Linked DNA regions of Homo sapiens: region 1 is linked to region 2. Evidence: chromatin contacts called from ENCODE Hi-C data. All regions are on one chromosome and are shown on one strand. Each heading gives the region's core, a stretch centred on a gene start or an enhancer-like site at or near the end of the contact. The rest is flanking DNA. Distances are from core to core; before and after follow the strand shown. Region 1 has its middle 82 kb from the start of CTNNB1. Region 2 has its middle 40 kb from the start of CTNNB1.

What was found. A loop is a pair of places that touch in the nucleus more often than their neighbours do. Pooled maps may share reads with other maps.
Region 1: a loop to region 2 is called in a pooled map, with 4 times the contacts of the local background. The contact joins two enhancer-like sites. A Hi-C loop is called at or near these places in 2 of 168 maps with a recorded cell type or tissue (Caco-2 and posterior vena cava) and 7 of 50 pooled maps.

The regions. Positions count from the first base shown.
Region 1 is chr3:41,116,161-41,118,860 of GRCh38, reverse strand. No RefSeq gene overlaps it. Among named protein-coding and RNA genes, the nearest start is that of CTNNB1, 82 kb to the left of the region's middle. RefSeq lists an enhancer at 1,179-1,308. Within about 2 kb of position 1,305, at least 13 of the 41 ENCODE cell types and tissues checked have a DNase peak (open chromatin) inside an H3K27ac peak, as active enhancers do.
Region 2 is chr3:41,158,538-41,161,237 of GRCh38, reverse strand. No RefSeq gene overlaps it. Among named protein-coding and RNA genes, the nearest start is that of CTNNB1, 40 kb to the left of the region's middle. Within about 2 kb of position 1,282, at least 6 of the 41 ENCODE cell types and tissues checked have a DNase peak (open chromatin) inside an H3K27ac peak, as active enhancers do.

The sequences.
Region 1 (2,700 bases), core at 56-2,555, 42 kb after region 2:
GCACTTCACAAACGAGGGGCTATTTATCATCCACTGGTTGGGGTTTGGGTTTCCTAGAGACCACTCAGACAACTTGCTGGTGTTTCCACAGTGATGTAGTTTGGATATTTGTCTCCACCCAAATCTCATGTTGAATTATAATCCCCAGTGCTGGAGGTGGGGCTAGTGGGAGGTGTTTGGGTCACGGGGGCGGATCTCTCATGGCTTGGTGTAGTCTTTACGATAGTGGTGAGCTCTTGTGAGATGTGGTTGTTTAAAAGTATGTGGGACCTCTCCCCTAGCACTCTCTCTCTCTTGCTCCTGCTCTCACCATGTGACGTGCCTGCTCTTGCTTTGCCTTCTGCCATGAGTAAAAGCCTCCTCAGCCTCCTCAGAAGCAGATGCTGCCATGCTTCCTGGACAGCCTGCAGAACTGTGAATCAATTAAACCTCTTTTCTTTATAAATTACCCAGTCTCAGGTATTTCTTTATAGCAATGCACGAATTGCCTAGTACACACAGAGACTGGCAGGAGCTACCTTAGGTAACAAACAACAGAAAAACAAGAAAACAGTGGGAAAAGAATATGCACAGTAACTTTTGCACGTTGACGGACATACTTTGAGAATTAACAACCCAAATCGAGTGAAAAGCCTTTAAAGCAAAGTATGGGCATGGAGAGAACTGACCTGGCTGACTCTGACCCTTCTCAAACTCTGATCTGTGACGTGGATGCAGGCAATAGAAACATGGAGTGTGGCTGCCTCTGACCCCAAGGAGAGTGACCCTGGGGTCTTAAGAGAGGAGTTGTGGTGTCTGGAAAGAGTCTGATCATTGGAGGAGACAGGCTAGGGTGGAGTCCCTGCTCCCCATGCTCTAATTGTGTTTACCCTGAGAAAAAGATTTAACTTCTCTGAACCTCAGTTTCCCCATCTGTAAAAGGGAGGCCATAAAACCCCACAGAATTGTCATGAAGATTAAAAACAACATAATGCCTGTCTGGCAGCTAGTATCAGTCAGGCTTCCTTTTCTCTTTTCTTTGTCCTTTCAGGGAGCCGTACCCTTGGCCTGACTGAGGCCAGGTTTAGGGGAAAAGGAAGCGTGTCTCAAGTGCCCCGGCCACAAGGTCAGGCATTGGGTTGGCCGACTACCCCAGCTCCCCACATGCAGCCAGTCTGCGTCAGTGGGCGTGGGAAAGAGACGTAAACGCTGAAGGGCACTAAACACGAGTTAGACATGCCATTCCGCACCACCAACACATTTCAAAAGTGCACATCACAAGGCTCTTGTTGAAGCCCTGGCGGCCAGCCAGGGTCAGACCACAAAAGGAAGTTGTTTCCTCGCTGGAGCTGCTGGGCGGCTGGGCGTGGTCAGAGCGCCACATCATTGCAGAATGCAGGGCTCTTTGGTGACTTCCTGTCCTCCCATCCATTTTTTTCTCCTATGGGCCCTGCTGCACTGCCCTGGTAATGCCCCAGCCAGCCAGAAAAGTCAGCATTCACCTGACCTTTCCCTATGTCACAGAAATGGAAGGTCTGTGATATTCACATGGGCCCTGTTGCAGTGGCCACCACAGCCTTCCAGGCCTCTACCTTGGCTTTTTCTCCCCTTGGAGTATAAGGAAACGGTTATTTTATCCACAGTTGGTAGCAATCACATTTCGTCTGTATCATTGAGGTCTGAAAGGCAGCCACGGGCCCCAGAGGTGGCAGAAGGTCTGTGATGCAGCTGGAGTAAGTCAGGCCTCGTTCCCAGCAGACAATCTGCAAATATTTATTGAGGGTCTGCTCTGCACCCAGGGCTGCGGGGCACACAGAGACGCCCCGTGTGAGACAAGGAGCTTGTGTTCTGACTGGGAAGGCCAGACTGACACACAGGAAACCAGGGGGTCCTGTTGACCCTGAGCTATGCTTTTAATGCACGATTGTGTGGTAAGGTGTAGGCCAAATACCAAGACATTGGTCTTAGGCTCCGTGATCTGGTGCATTCTCAGAATCTGGAGAAGATTGTAGAAGTTAATCTTGTTTTGCCCAGGGGCTTTCCTCCAAGCAGCACTAAATCCACTAAATCCCCACATGGTCTCTAGCCCCTTTTCTCTCATTGGTCTTTTTGCCCTTTATCTTTAACTCCACTTAAGTTTTATTCCTTCAAACTAAGACTATAAACATTCAGAAATTGTTTGCACTTATCAATTAGTCCTCAAAAATACCTTGCAAGGGACGTCCTGCTATTTTTCTTTTCCAGAGGAGGAAACAGGCTGAATGTGATAAGTGGCACAGCCAGGATCACAAAGAGGGTTGATCTGTCCTGTGTGGTCCCTAACTCTTAGGGTTCTCATAGGTGGGGTAGAACTGGAAAAGATGCTGGCAGAGTCAGCTCTGTGCTTGGGCTTGCAAGAATGTCAGTCCATGGAAGCAGGATCCTCAAATATCACATAAATAGACTCTAAATCCTAAGAAATGAAAAAAATGAAACTAAATTCACAATTCCTATATGCCTACCCACCTGAGATAGCTACCTATTTGGATAAATACCTATATATACTTTTGCATGCATTGAAATATTGTGACTCAAGTAATGGGACAGTAGAAAGTGCTTTTTAATTTATCTTTATTTTTTATTTGGAGACATGATCTCACTCTGTCCCCAGGCTGGAGTGCAGTGGTGTGATCATAGCTCACTATAGCCTTGAACTTCTGAGCTCACGCTATCCTTCTGCCT
Region 2 (2,700 bases), core at 33-2,532:
AAGATATGTACTGTGGTGGCCCTGGATGGATCCTCTACACTCTGTTGCATTGCATCATAGTATTCCATTTTGTGGGTATAGTGTATTTTATGTATCCATTCCCACAACTGGACACTTGAGTTGTTTTTAGTTGCTCATGATCACAGACAAAGCTGCAATGAATAGCCCTGTACATGTGTCTGAGTACACATGTGCAAGCATTTCTCCTAAGAAGTAGTGGGATTACTGGTCATAGGGATGCACATATTAAATTCTACCAGCGAAATTGCCCTCTGAGGGTCCTACCAATGCACAGTCCCACCAGTAGTATACAACAATGCTCATTTCCATCATCCTTGCCACCACTTGCTGTCAGACTAGACTTTTTTTCTAATTGTCTTCTGTCTTAGTGTATTTGGGCTGCTGTAACAAAATACCATGAACCAGGTGACTTACAAACAACAAAAATCTATTCTTCACAGTTCTGGAGACTGGGAAGCCCAAGATCAAGGTGCTGGCAAATTTGGTGTCTGATGAGGGCCTGCTTCCTGGTTCATAGATGGTGCCTTTTTATTGTGTTCTCACATGGTGGAAGGGGCTAGCTAGCTTTCTGAGGCCTCTTTTATAAAGGCACTGATCTCATTCCTGAAGGCTCTGTCCTTGTGAACTAATCACCTCCCAAATGCCCCACTTCCTAATACCATTACCTTGGTAATTAGGTTTCAACATATAAATATTGGAAGGACACAAACATTCAGACCACAGTATCTTCCCCCTTCTTAATGTACCCCTGGTTGACTCTATTGCTCTGGGGTTGTTCCCAACCTATTGTTTTATTTTGTTCCTGGTTTCCTTATTATCTTGATCTCACCCTTGGCTCGCTGGGCACCCAATCTTCCCGTTCCTTGGTCCACCTGCTCTGACAAAGATCATCTGCTCTCATTTTAGCCTGTATTCTAGGTGGCAAGTGGGCTGGAGAACAATACTGCTTCCAACTGGCTGTGTGACCATGAGCCAGTCACTAGGATGGGGCCTCAGTTTTTCCACATGAACCATAAAGGAACTGGGTTACAGGAACTCCAGGATCCGAGTTCTCAAGTTCTGACTTGAGTAGGACTAAAAATTTTTATTTTAAAGAGACACTTGTCCTCATGGGCACTAACCACTGTTCTGGTCTGTTTAAAACATTCACTGTGAGCACATACAGACATGAGTCATTTGAAGAGGTAATGGGTAGGTATGACTTTTATTGCTCCCATAAATTATGTCACCATTCATTTCTGTGTTTTCATGGGTGGGGTTGGGTGACATCAGAGAAAGGACTTCTCGGTCTGCTCAAGCTCTCAATCAGCTACCAAACATTTCTTGAATAAATCAGGCCCACTTCCAACTCTGCCTCCTTCCACTTCCTTCTTATCTTCAGGCCACATCTTCCTTATCCATTCAGGAAATATTTATTGAGCACCTACAACATCCCCTACTGCATGGCCACTTTTGGAGAAAGTGAGAGTGGAAGGTGGATTAAAAATACAGGGTGGTGGAAAGTGCTTTTACGAGCTGCCAACTCTCATGGTTTAGTTCAGTGTTGTTTAATAGAACTGTCTGTGATGATGGAAATGTTCTGTAAAATCTGTGCTGTCCAATATGGACAAACTATAAGTGGCCATTGACCAGTTGCTGTGGAAAGTGTGGTTTGGGATCCCTGAATATAAGTAAGCAGTACAGGGCTGGGGGTGCTTTGCAGCAGATGCCCTAGAAATCAGTTCTCACAATCCTCTCTTTGAAGCCTCAGTCTCTTAATCTGTAGAAAATTGTTTTGAGGATCAAAGCACATAGTGTATAGGTTTTAGTACAGGGCCTAGCTCATCATAGGTGTTCAATCAAGGAGTACTTCCTTTCCTTCTTGTAAAGACCTGGTTCTCAGGACTCCTGCCTGCTTAGGACAAGTAAAAGCTTCCATCTCAAGAGGCAGGACTTCAGGAGCAGAGCCTGTGCCTCTGGGAGGGCAGGCTGAAGAGGCCACTTCCTCCCACAAAGGCTTCCAGTGCTTTAGACTCTGATTCACTCAGGTGAGTTGCACAACTTTATGGATGCCACAAATCATATCACTCTCATTCTGGGGATTTTTCAAGTGTGGGAATTTGCCTCCCCCACTACCGCCTACCTAGACAGGTGCTAGAATATAATAGGTGCTCAGTAAATAATGTGGGTGGATTAATCACCCAAAGTTGAGTGGAAGCCAACAGTCATGGGTTGTAGACTCTCCCATCTCTGCCTCTCCAGGAAAAAGCAAGGACTCTGGGGTAGCAAGCTAGGGTTTGAGGCTCAGTTATGCCTGTTACTTGGCTCTTTTATCTTGGCAAGTGCTGACTCTGCTCGGTTTCTTGGTGTTCTCCTCTGTCCAGTGGTAGAATTGTGTGACCTGACTCTCTCTCTCTCTCTATATATATGTAGGCTGCTTTTTCTGGGCAGGTCCTGAGGCTGAGTATAGGCTTTAAATACACATTTCTTCTCAGATTGAGGTTTGTCCAGGCTGATCACTCATCCTCCTGCTCTGCCCATCCCCCCAATCCCCTTACACAGCGGGAGCCTTGCAGTTGGTTTCCTGTGACTCCAACTACAAGCGAGCGGGTTTTCTCCTTCCCTTCCTTGACCTCACCCAGCAAGCACTCCAGAGACAGTCAAAGCAAACAGAACTTGAGCGACCTGGGCAGGAAATGT